3 separate regions of the Homo sapiens genome follow, and all the other regions are linked to region 3. Evidence: chromatin contacts called from ENCODE Hi-C data. All regions are on one chromosome and are shown on one strand. Each heading gives the region's core, a stretch centred on a gene start or an enhancer-like site at or near the end of the contact. The rest is flanking DNA. Distances are from core to core; before and after follow the strand shown.

Evidence for each region. Hi-C counts contacts between places; a loop is a spot of excess contacts on that map. Pooled maps may share reads with other maps.
Region 1: a loop to region 3 is called in a pooled map, with 4 times the contacts of the local background. The contact joins two enhancer-like sites. A Hi-C loop is called at or near these places in 3 of 37 single-sample maps with no recorded cell type and 4 of 50 pooled maps.
Region 2: a map of Panc1 shows a loop between it and region 3 (5-fold over the local background). The contact joins two enhancer-like sites. A Hi-C loop is called at or near these places in 2 of 168 maps with a recorded cell type or tissue (B cell and Panc1), 1 of 37 single-sample maps with no recorded cell type and 10 of 50 pooled maps.

What each region holds. Positions count from the first base shown.
Region 1 is chr6:38,304,812-38,309,276 of GRCh38, forward strand. The region is part of intron 7 of BTBD9 (BTB domain containing 9); the gene reads right to left. Among named protein-coding and RNA genes, the nearest start is that of BTBD9-AS1, 170 kb to the right of the region's middle. Within about 2 kb of position 3,065, at least 2 of the 41 ENCODE cell types and tissues checked have a DNase peak (open chromatin) inside an H3K27ac peak, as active enhancers do.
Region 2 is chr6:38,494,814-38,499,189 of GRCh38, forward strand. All of the region lies in intron 6 of BTBD9 (BTB domain containing 9), which reads right to left. Among named protein-coding and RNA genes, the nearest start is that of BTBD9-AS1, 15 kb to the left of the region's middle. Within about 2 kb of position 1,303, at least 2 of the 41 ENCODE cell types and tissues checked have a DNase peak (open chromatin) inside an H3K27ac peak, as active enhancers do.
Region 3 is chr6:37,560,188-37,564,346 of GRCh38, forward strand. No RefSeq gene overlaps it. Among named protein-coding and RNA genes, the nearest start is that of MIR4462, 6.8 kb to the left of the region's middle. RefSeq lists enhancers at 1,487-1,656, 1,977-2,186, 2,327-2,506. Within about 2 kb of position 2,069, at least 3 of the 41 ENCODE cell types and tissues checked have a DNase peak (open chromatin) inside an H3K27ac peak, as active enhancers do.

The DNA of each region.
Region 1 (4,465 bases), core at 1,815-4,314, 750 kb after region 3:
AAGAAGAAAAGGACCTAAGGCACAAGCCCAGTGGATTTACCTTCTGTAAATCACCAAGATGAGGCAATCATTCTAGCACTGTCCCACTTAATAGCCAAATCAGTACTACAATCTGATCTAAACTGACAGCCAGAGATTCAGAATGTGAGTTTCATAAGGGCAGGAACTTTTTTTTTTTTTCTGCAGCTGTATTCCCACCGCCAAGAAACAATGCCTAGCACATGGTAGGCGCTCAATAAATATTTGCTGAGTAAATGAATCAAAGATAGAAAACGATGCCTATGTAAGGTTGTGGCGCTTAACCTTGCTTAACATAGTTCTTTACGGAAAGCTAGGAAAATCTAAAAGTTACTGAATAAAGCAGAAAAAAATTGCTTTATCAGTGGAAGTTTTCTTAGAAAAGTAAAATATGATCAATCTCTGGGTCTTGACCTAAACATTAAAAAGAAAATAAATATGCCCATGGTAGAAGAGTTGCTATCTAAGCACTACCCACACCTTCTATTCTCTCAACTTCTCCCCTAAAAGTCTGCCCCACATGCAGAAAGTTTGGTCACTCATGGTAGACTAAAATATTGTTTGATGGAGAAAACATTTTGAGGGGCAAAAGTGAGAAGAAGAATGCAGATAACAATGTAGCTTTTAAAGACTATAAAAGGTTATTGTTTTTGTTTGTTTTGTTTGTTTTTGAGATACAGTCTCACTCTGTTGCCCAGGCTGGAGTGCAGTGGCACGGTCTCAACTCACTACAACCTCCAACTCTCAGTTTCAAGCAATTCTCCTGCTCAGCCTCCCGAGTAGCTGGGACTACAGATGCACGCCACCACACCGGGCTAATTTTTTTTTGTTTTTAGTAGAGATGGGGTTTCACCATGTTGGCCAGGCTGGTCTCGAACTTGTGACCTCAAGTGATCCACCTGCCTCAGCCTCCCAAAGTGCTAAGATTACAGGTATGAGCCACCATGCCTGACCCTTAAAGACTATAAAAGGTCTTTTATGCCCGAGGGGGAGAAATGTCTGCTTTAGTCACACTTACAGTAGTTGTGACAGAAGATGTTTGTATCAAATGTCACCACTGGTTTACTAATATACATAGGCCAAATCCTCCATTTCAGCAGGGAATAATTGTGTTATGAATTTTTCTTTCTAGAAACACAAACCTCAGCCTACCTAGTTGGACTGCCTTAAACAATTACTCAATGGTTTGAATAAGTTCTGTGGTCTTTCTTACTGGGAAAAATTAGAGAGTGATTCTATATCTGAATGCAGCACACAGAAGGTTCCACACTGTTTTTCTTCCCAGAGGAACTGGGCCACTCCCCATTTTGAATGTTCATTATCGTCTTTCATATGCGTCTGATAAATTTATTAAAAACACCATCTGGATGGGACTGAGCTTTCTGCTCTATTTCTAGTCTTCCAGTTTCCTCCCTTGTCCCACTGGAATTTCTGTCCCAATTTGTGTCACTTTGTTTACAAAACCATGCTGCCAAAACCCAGTGTCTTGTATCTGTCTCTTTCTGGTGTTCCTTTGCCATCCCTCACCTACATCCCTATTACAACAGCCTGTGCTAGGAGCAAAAGGCAAAGGTGAACCGCCTGGACAGAAATTACTTTTCCCCCTCTGTGCACATAGCAATTCTGCTCAGACAAATTTAATCTGCTGCTTCTGAATGCAAAAGTTGCATGTTAACAAAGTGTATACATTCTGCAAAGTGTATGAATATTGGAATGACTCAGACTGCAGGGAACTGCAGAAAAAGTGATCTGAAAACAATTTTACTGCTCTCTGTTCTTACAAAGCACCAGGGGTGGCCAACGACTTGCCTCTAAATTTAATTCAGGAGTAATAAATTTTTTAAAAGGCAGTATTACTTCAGTAGGACATGACCTGAGGGCCACCTGTACCAGCTATATTTAAAGATAAGACTGACATGTTATTTAACTGTCTCCAGAGATCACTTTTGAGAGGTGGAGGAAAAAGACCCACTTGAAGCAGATTTTGTAAAAGGAAATAACACTTAGCAGTTACAGAGGACTGTCATCTTCAAACACTGTGCTCTGCTGGGCTTTATTCAATGTTTCCCTGGCTGTTTTCATTACAAAATTGTTTTCTAACAGCACAGTGGTTCATGCAGCAAGCAAATGGTTAATAATCTCTGAGTAGATCATTCTCTATTGCCAAGATTTTCATAGAGATACAAAGATTTCCTGTTTAAGAAGATAACTATTAGCTTAAGGTCCTACCTAGAGGTCTTCCCACAGACCTATCACTTCTTTTTTTAAAGGAGGAAACACACCAGTGGCCTAGCCCCAGGCCTACACAGGAATTTGTTGCTGATCAGGCAAGCTTCTAACCCAACTGTAATCCAACCTTCTGTCAAATTATTCAAGAGGAAAAAATATCCACAGCTGTTCTGTCTTAACAGCTGTAAAAGAACAATAGCTAATTAGAGAACAAGCCCATCTTTCTTGGAAACTATCAAAAAGCTGTAAAAATGTATTCTACAACACAGGCACTTAGTTATATTAATGCCTAGTTTTATCTATCAGGTTAAGAAAATCACTTTTCAATCATATATTACATCACCAAAGAAAAACCATGGGTTATATATAGCATACAATTTTTAAGCTTTTCCTTTCCCAAAGTTTCCCCCACCTGCTTCTGTGAGAAGGCTGCTTCTGAACACACTTCCAGAGAATTCAGTCCTGACCACCTCTCCATACCTGTGGGTGAAGCCCATGGGTGGAAAACAGGCTATGCCTTTTGAAAACTGGAGCCCCTTTCCCCTAATCGATTTTTCCTTCTTTCTTTGCTATTTTGTCTGTTTAATTAGCATTAATCCAGTATTCTGATCTTTCCTGTTCTAGCTCCAATTTTTACATTAGCAAGGTTGCCCAAATCACATCTTATCTTAAGATTATAAGGGCTCCAAAAATCATGCTGAGTCCATTTTAGCCAGTGATAAGAAGAGGTTAAAACTTCCCTAAACTTCAGATGTGTTCCCCTCCACCTTTTGCCCCTCAAACACATGCAAATTTTATGAAGCTATAGCTCTAAACACTTCAGAGGAAGTGGCCTGCTTTCTAGAAGATAAGAAATCAGAGATGGTTATCCCCAGGGACAGAAGTGAGGTGATGTGGCAACAGTAGATCTCAAACATACAAGTTCACCAGGATCAGTGAATTTTCTCTCTCTCCTCACACTGGGGCCTTTGAATGAAAGCACTTTCCAAAAATAACTGTATGGTTTACTCTCTTATGTGCAGTTTGACAATCCTGTAGTTTAAATGCTAGAGGTTTTAGCTGAGAAAATCAATTCAAAGGCCTTAAAGAATCAAGCATCAGATGTTAGCAGTAATAACCACTGCAGTATATCAAAGAGGGATTCACTCTGAAGGTGAGGCCTTGAAATTGAGGACAGAGGCATTTCCAGGTATAAAGAAAAAAGATAAACCAACCATCCAATTCTGTGTTTGAACTAACAGGCAATATCTCTATTTTTTTCTTTCCTCCGGACATAACTTGTCAGGGAAGAGACTTTACATCTGCACTGTAAACATAACGTGATTTATACAAACACAGGAGAAGGAATAACCAACATACAAATAGTCACTTAAACTGGTTTTGCAAGTTTTCAAAATGATTTCTCAAAAAATTAAGAAGTTTTAATATAAAGGGCATCTTTTTCTGTGAGTAGTATCATAAGTTTCACATGAATTTATTTTTCCTTCTTCCCTAAAAGATGTTCAAATTGTTGCAGGATTGCTACTTAAAATCAACAGAGTTTTGTTTTGTTTCTGTTTTTTTGAAGCAGGGTCTCACTCTGTTGCCCAGGCGGGAGTGCAGTGGCATGATCACGGCTCACTGCAGCCTCGACCTCTCACAGGATGAGGTGATCCTCCCACCTCAGCCTCTGGAGTAGCTGGGACTACAGGTATGTGCCACCAAGCCTGGCTTATTTATTTATTTATTTATTTTTTGTATTTTTTGTAGAGATGGGATTTTGCTATATTGCCCAGGCTGGTCTCAAACTCCTGAGCTCAAGCATTTCTCTTGCCTCAGCCCCCCAAAGTGCTGGGATTACAGGCCTGAGCCACTGCGCCTGGGCCAACAGAGTTATTTTTGTACCACACTACGAGTTTAAAGGGTCGTCAGGTCACAACAGGTTTGTGACTCAAGTCAGAGATGTCACCACAGCTTGGGGAATATTTCTCATTCACATTGAACAGAGAACAAAAGACATGCAAAAGGTTGTTTAAAAAGCCCACAAAAAGGCCAGGTGCAGTGGCTCATGCCTGTAATCCCAGCACTTTGGGAGGCTGAAGCAGGTGGATCACCTGAGGTCAGGAGTTCGAGACCAGCCTGGCCAACATGGTGAAACCCTGTCTCTACTAAAAATACAAAAATTAGCTGGGCGTGGTGGTGGGCGCCTATAATCCCAGCTACTTGGAAGGCTGAGGCA
Region 2 (4,376 bases), core at 53-2,552, 930 kb after region 3:
CCTATTCTTGAAAAGACATTGATTTCTCACAATGAAAAGAGATCATAATTCCACTTTTAATAACTACTGCCATAGAGTAAACACTTATAATATTCTTGGTCTGCCAAATAAATACTGCAAGGCATCTGGGGGCATACAAGCATTGCCCCGGATCCTATACCAAATAGTTACTAGGTAGCATGAGGGAGTTTGCTATCAAAAGGATAATAATAACTAGCTATTTTTTCCCTTTTCTGCCTACCCAAAGAATAGAAAAGTTTAAGCATGTTTTAAAGAATCATACCTTTCACCGAAACCGACAAAGCAACTCTATATAATGTCAAGAACAATGGCTGTGGCCTTGCATCTTGTTTCCACCGCTACAGATCAAAACAGGCAAATAACATCTCTGTGTTTCGTTTCTTCATCTATGAAATGAAGATAATTGTTCCCATCTCATGGGAATGTGGTGAGGATTCATTGTAATGATGCAAATGAAATAACTAAGCCTGACTGCCTGAAACTCACACGGGAGATCTTCAAAGAATGTTAGTTCTCTTCTCCATCTATTCTTACCAACAAAAGAATGCAGAAGACCTATTTTCACCAGAAGGAGGACTGGAACCAGAGTTAGCAGGTATGGAGTCACATGGGTGAATCAATAAAACCCACTCAAAATTTCATCTATGAAAAACCTGTCCTTCTTTATTATACATTAGAAGACCCAAAGATGGTTCTGGAAGCAAACACACTGAATTCTGGAAAGGGGAGGAAAAGGAACAGAATTGGCATTTGTTATGTGCTTCATGTGCTACTGGTTGCACCCAGCTTTTCTATACATAATCGTATTACTTAAGGCACCACAGAACTCTATACAGCAGTTAGAACTGTGATGGAACCAGTGAGGCTGGCTTCCTCTTATCCAAGTATGACTGGAGGACAGGGCTCAAATGACCGTGCAGGTGCATCTGGGCGGGGGGGCGGGGGTATAACAATGAAGAGGAGGTGCAATAACAGCCCCGTGGGGATGATGACAGACAGAATATGCTCATGAATAAGAATGTCTTACTTATCCCATCTTAATTACTTTCTTCTGTCTCTTTCTTCATGTTTAAGTATTAAGAGCAGTGAGGTGGTAAGAAATGGTATGGGAGTCATATCAGAATCCTTTGGAGAGAAGAGATGGGCACATGTGTCATCTAAAAAAGCATTTTCAAAATTATAATAAAATACACAACATTTGCAAAGCAGGCTTTCTGCCCGTTGTGACCGTGAAAACAAAGCAGCTGAAGAGGCCTGATGTGAAAGTGACCTCCTCTGTGCTCTGTCACTGGCAAGAACAGGAAAAACACTTGGGGCAAGCAAGCCAGCCCCACTTTCACACATGACTCACACGACTGAAGGAAAGAAAGGGCATCCTTCTCAGGCTGTCACTGCCTTCTTTTATTACAATTCTTACTTTTTATAATATTTTAAATAATATTAAAGGAGATGTAAGATTTGTAAGTTTATCAAAGAGACATGAGTTTTTAAATGTTGAGAAACACATTTTTCTAAAGATGCAAATCAGCCAGGCGCAGTGGTTCACACCTGTAACCATAGTACTTTGGGAGGCTGAGGTGAGAGGGCTGCTTGAGCCCAGGAGTTCAAGACCAGCCTGAGTAACACAGGGAGACTCTGTCACTACAAAAAAAAAATTAAATTAAATTAGCTGGGCACGGTGGCACACACATGTAGTCCCAACCACTCAGGAGGCTGGGGCAGGAGGACTGCTTTAGCCCAGGAGGTTGAGGCTGCAGCAGGACATGATCACACCACTGCACTGCACTGCAGCCTGGGTGACAGAGCAAGACCCTGTCTCTTAAAAAAAAAAAAAAAAAGAGAGAGAGAGATGGAAATCAGCTTCAGGAAAATGAGAGGGTAAAGGGAAAAAGGACTCAATGGACAATTTTAAAAATTCGGGCTTTTGGCTAATGGTCATTCCAATTAAAATGCAAATGAATGAGGCTTCTAGCTTTTGCCAGCTTGCCAAGTACCCTATGACTTACTAGTGGCAACAGCCATCATGCCTTCCCTTGCTACGTTAGTGTCTAAAACAATGCCCTAAAAGCTTAAGAGAGCTGGTGGCAGACAGCAAAGTAGCCAGGGCCTAGCCACATGCTCTCACCAAGATCCACCCTGAAGGTGAAAACTTTCAAGCAGGGAAGCAAAGGTACCAGCATGCCCCCTTATCAACATGGGAAATACCTTTTTCTCAAAAGACAAATGCCACAATACAGAACTATGACCATCTAGCAAGCAAATGACAGATGGGTCTAGACACATAAGGTAAAGGACAAAATTGGTTTTGGTGACTCTCTGAATATTCATGGAATCTATAAAAGTCCAATTCTTTTAGGATGCAGTCTGTTAGAAATGAATATGCAACTGTACCAAATAAAAACAGTGTATTTCTCAAAATGCACACAGGGAGGGGACTTTTCCCACCTCCCACTGCTGTCACAGGCAGTTGCTGTATACGATCTAGTATTATCTGAACTGTATATTGATTTGTGATTTATATTCTCTAATGTAGGTCCCAAGGATACACTTTTTTTCCCCAAACTGTACTTCCTCTGGAATTTCACACATCACAAAAGATGCAACATTCAGTAAGATGTTTCCTAACCATAGCATTAGAACGGGCTAGCTCTTCAAAATGATCAGGTTTCCCGGACCCTACACATGGCAGCAGTATGGAGTCCCTTTTTGCAAATTTACCAGTTCATGATATGGAAAGAAAGAGAACGAGAAAGGCAGTGAAGGGGAGGAAAGGAGAGAGCAGAAAAGATGAAAGGGAGGAAAAGAAAACTGAGAAGAATAAAGTATTCAGCAAGAAGGAACTGATGTCAAAAAGGATGACTACTTACAACTAGACCTATTAACAATAAAAACCATTGTATGGTAGAGGATTTCCAAACCTTGTTGCTACAAAACTCCAACTACTGAGCAACCATTACAGCAAGCAAAGGCTTCAGAGCTGGCTATTCTCTCAAGTCCCAGGCAGAACCGAAGGTATTATTTTAAGTCTTAATTAAGCAAGCTAGGCTACAGTCAAACTGCAAGCAACCCACTGAGGTAGCAACAGCTAGGTTTATAGAAAGAGGTATTTAATAAGAATAATGTGTGTTAGGCATGCTGAAAAATGGATTTAAGGCTGAGATGCCCCTTGGTCTCAATACTGTTATGTTTGAATCTTGTTGGCTTTATGGAAACAATAACTATAAAGTGTCTTTCACATTAATAAGAATTTCCAGCACAACCAACATCCAAGTGATTCCCAACAAATTATCAGACACAGAAATCTGATCATTTACAAAAGTGGTTTACTGTACAAATTCAGCTGCCTGACGCACCTGTCTATAATATCTAAAACCAAATCCAACCTATCCCAGTTTTTCCACAACTAGGTTGTTCCAGGACTGGTGAGGTATCAAGGATGAGTCACAACACCAGAGCTGGACTCTGCCATCCACACTCCATGTTCATGGGCAAGAGAATGCTAAGCATATTTCTTCACAGACTGTACTAAACAGTTCTACATCACATAAGCTAAATTTCTTTCATTATTTAGAGACACATATATTTCAAAATTTGTATGGTTCTATCTTTTTCTATCTAGTACTAAAAAAAAAAAAAAAAAACAAGGCAAGAAGTAACCCAGAAAAGGATGTAAGAGGAATACTAGCTTTTAAATGCCTTGGCTCAGAAGTGTCCTGTATCCCTTCCACTCATAGCTCGTTGGCCTGGGCAAGTCACAAAGCCCAAATCCAATAGCAACAAAGGCTGGGCAACATAAGGGGACACATGAAACCTGTGGTGAGCACCACTATTTCTACACACCATCCAATTTCAAAATTATTTGATTCTAAAACCCAAGAAGCCCCGGACCACTCCTCCTGTAAGCGTCACTATCCACACCAAGGATGTGTGTACCCTCTACTTTGGTAACCCCCCACGCCCCACCCCAGTTGATACTGAGGCAGACCTCAGTTCTGTGTTGATTTTCTCACAAAATTACATTCAAAACAAATGGAGCCCTAAAGATATAAATTCCACAGAACAAAGACCTGTACAATCAAGTTAAATCCCCACACATTTTTATCCACATCAATTATGTGTCATTTAAAAGAAAGAAGCCATAGTAATGAATGATCTAACATAACTGGAGTCTAAACAATGCCTGTCAGCAACTGCGAGAGGTTCATCTTTTATAGTTGGTCTTTTGCTGAGCCTATTTTCGTCCGCTTTCTTATTTTCTCTTTAATTTTGCTAAGTGAACACTATTTTGACAGGAGGTTAAGCAATACACCAAAAAAAAAAACAGAGAAAAAATATTAACAAATTAAGCACTTTTG
Region 3 (4,159 bases), core at 819-3,318:
AAGTAGAAGTAGCACTGAATAAATACGCAGCTGTCTCTTTTATCTCTTCTTGGCAGGAGGCAGAAGCTGGGGCAGGGGAGGCTCAGACGAATGGGCAGGGAGGGAGATGGATGATGGGGCCCAGAGTGAGACGGGGAGACTCAGGGCAGCCGACAGGACTGAAATGAAGGGGGATGTAAGTTTCCACAACCTCTGGCTCCTGGCAGGAGACTTTCCACCCTGATTACTAGGGACAGGGAATTGTTTAGGAGTCCAGGACACAAAAGGATAAAATAAGGAGACCGTGGGAAGAGCAGTAAGTGTGTGTGTGTGTGTGTGTGTGTGTGTGTGTGTGTGTGCGTGCGCACGCGCGCGCCCTACTCACTAGTCGCTAGTGCTATTTGCTAAATATTTCTGGGTCTCCTCTTCCGAATTGCACTCCCTGGCCCCCTTGTGGTTGGATGGGGCCATATGACCAGTTCTGGCCAATGGGCAGAAGAGAAAGTGTCACTTCCCGGCAGAAGAATGTAATTGCCAATGCAACATCTTCCAGAGGTCTTTCTTTCCCTCTGGCACTATGACCAGCAAGCTTTGAGCTAGTGGCTTCTCCATCAGTCTGGGCCTTGGGGTGATATGATGTGCAGAAGCTGTGACTGGCATGTCGCGTGAGCAAGAAGCAAGCCCTTTGGTTTTAAGCAGTAGAGGTTTTGGAGTTATTTGTTAATGAAGCATAGCCTTGCCTATCCTGACTGATGCAGTATACATGCCTGTGATTGTGTAGGTGTCTGTATGGAGTGTAAAGTGTCCAGGGATGTGTGTTTAAGCATGTGTATGTGCCAATATTTATTTAATACATATAGAAGCACGTGTGTTTAGAGGTTGTGTGTGTGAATACAAGTCTTGGTATTTTTGGTCCACACCCAGCAAATGGTGAAGAAGGAAAGTTTCCCTCTGCTGCTGTCTTACCTCCTGTTTGAGGTAGACACACAAAGGGCCAGATCTTGGGTCCCGCTTGCCTCCTAACCACCCGCCCAGCTTTAATCTCCACGTCTTCTCTTCTTCCTGGCAGCTGCTACCCTCTTCCCTGAGTGTTCCTGGGGTGGCTACTGCTTTTGGCTGCCTGGCACAATTTCCCTCTCTCCTAGCCCCAGGCAGAGTGACTGGTTCTGGGTTAGGTGTGTGGCCAGGGCCAGACCACTCAGACACCTTCCCCAGGATTTTGCTGCTGGAGCAAGCAGGGAAGTGGAGCGCACCTTCCCTTTGGGGTGATAGACACAGGAAGGGGTGAGATGTGCAGCTGTCCTTGCCATGGAGGGATGAGTGGCCAGGCCGAAAGAAGCAGAGCTGAGAGAAAGGAACAAGATGTTTTAGATCCAGTGCCACCTGGTCTCAATAATGACATGGGCCAGTGTGTTTGCTTGCTCTCCAAGGCTGTGGTGGACTTGTCTCTGGGAGGAGGGACAGAAGGGACTTGATCGGGAGGACAGAGGCCCATCCTCTGCTTCCTCCCGAAAAGGCTGCAGAACAGCCTAAAGCCAGGGGGTGGGTCTTTCAGGCCCAGAAAGGGGAGTGTCTCTCTGCCAAGGACCAGGGCAACAGTCCAAAACAGAGACACACAGCCCAGCCCAGGCCTGAGTGGTGGCTGGAGGGTATGGAGGTGTGAGAAGAGACCCCCATAGTCAGAGAGAAGATTCAGAAGCAGTTTCTGGAATGGACTGGGATCCCACCACTGGGGCCGTCCCAAATCTCCCTTAGCCAAAGTTTGGAGCCCAGCAGCCTGGGCTGCAATCTTGCTAAGTGATGTGAGCACCTTATTTAATCCCTGTGCCTCTGTCTCCTCTGTGATGATACTAGTGTAAATTTCACAGCATACTTCTGAGAATTAAATGAACGGATTCACATTAGTGCTCAGAACAGTGCCTAGTATATAGTGAGCAGCTGACATCGGCTATTATGATTTCCTAAACCAATGTGAATTGGGTTTTTGTTACTGGCAACTGAAATGGTCCTGGTTATTAATAATTCTCTCTTCCCAGGCTGATCAGCCAAGAAGCACCTGGTTTCACTACTTCTTTTTCTTCTGGTTCAGAAACAGAAGCAGAAATCCCCTTTAGATTTTCACCGAGTCTTTTGTCCTTCAATGGTAACTTTTACAGAGGGCGGTAAAACAACGCAATGGGAATTCCACTCAAGCAGAAACAACTGCAGAAAGCCTGGGTTGGGGCTTTCTGGGACTTCTATTAGGTGAGAATGTCCCAGGCCAGCTCTCCCCTACCCCTCCCAACCTGGGGTGGTTCTAGGAGGGTGCTGGGGGTCAGGCAGGCCTGGGTGGGAATCCTGGCACTTCTGACTGGCTGTGGGACCCCATGTAAACATACAATCTTATAGAGCCTCAGTTTTCTAATCTATAAAATGGGACTAATAATAATAATAGCTGCTCCATGAGATTTTTCATGACATTGAAGTTAATCTGTATAAAGCTTTCGTCACTGGCACATACTGAAGTTCTCCATAGATGCTGTGGTTGCTAAATCATCCTGGTAAGAGACTCCTCTAGTACGTGCTTTAGAAAGCAGCTCTTCTGGATAGGCGTGGTGGCTCACGCCTGTAATCCCAGCACTTTGGGAGTCCGAAGTAGGCAGATCACTTGAGCTCAGGAGTTCGAGACTAGCCTGGCCAACATGGTGAAACCCTGTCTCTACTAAAAATACAAAAAGTTTAGCCAGGTGTGGTGGCGTGTGCCTGTAGTCCCAGCTACTCTAGAGGCTGAGGCAGGAGAATCACTTGAACCCAGGAGGTGGAGGTTGCAGTGAGCTGAGATCCTGCCACTGCACTCCAGCCTGGGCGATAGAGCGAGACTCCTTCTCAAAAAAAAAAAAAGGGAGAAGAGCAGCTTTTCTAATTGCTACCTGGGCTGAATGTGAGCTTCAGTTCCTCAAACTGGCTAAGGGAGATTTGGGACGGCCCCAGTGGTGGGATCCCAGTCCATTCCAGAAACTGCTTCTGAATCTTCTCTCTGACTATGGGGGTCTTTTCTCACACCTCCATACCCTCCAGCCACCACTCAGGCCTGGGCTGGGCTGTGTGTCTCTGTTTTGGACCGTTGCCCTGGTCCTTGGCAGAGAGACACTCCCCTTTCTGGGCCTGAAAGACCCACCCCCTGGCTTTAGGCTGTTCTGCAGCCTTTTCGGGAGGAAGCAGAGGATGGGCCTCTGTCCTCCCAATCAAGTCCCTTCTGTCCCTCCTCCCAGAGAGCCCTCCACTGCCCCCACACCCCCACCCGCCTCCTCCTCAGCCGGCCTCCAACTCTCACCTCCCTTTCCTCCAGTGTGTCTGCATTCCTTTTCCTGTGTCAAAATCTACTCAAATACTTCCTATCCTAAAAAAGTTCTCCCTCGCCAGGCACAGTGGCTTGCACCTATAATCTCAGCTACTTGGGAGGCTGAGGCAGGAGGCTCGCTTGGGCCCAGGCGTTTGAGGCTACAGTGAGCTATGATTATGATTGTGCCACTGCACTCCAGCCTGGGCAACATAGTGAGATCCTGTCTCTAACAAAACAAACAAAACAAAAAACACTCTCCCTGGGTCCCAGGCATCCAAGTCTTCATATCCTCTCCTGTCTGTCCTATTCTGAGTTCTCAACAGCAAAGCTTCTGTGACCTCCAAGCCCTGAATATGCTCTTGATAAGCTGCCAATGACTAGGCAGGCTTCTCTGTCTTGGAATCCTCCTCCACCAGCACTGTGCTCCCAGGCCGACCTCTGTGACCAGCATGGCCCAGGCTCCCTGTGCCAGGGAGGGCCAACAAAGGGAGAGCCTCACAGAAGATCAGAGAGAGGAGAGTGAAGCCAAGATCTTTATTTTCCTGATGTGCTCCCTGCGGGACTTCAGGGGGCTGGCTCTTTGCTGTGTCTCTCCACACAAGGTTACAGCTCCCGTCCAGCAGGCCCTCCCCATGGCTCTGTCCATGTCCCTTTGGGCCCAGCTCCCCTGTTCCAAGCCCTGGGGCTTCAGCATCTCCTGCTGATGTCCCTGCACCCTGCCCACACCTTTGCACCTGGCCTAAACCTTCATTAAACTCTCTTTGAATCACTCAGTTTAAATATACCTTGAGTTTACTGCCAGACTGGAATTGTTAATAGAGGGTCCAGCACCAAATCCGTGGGAAACACCTGTGTTTT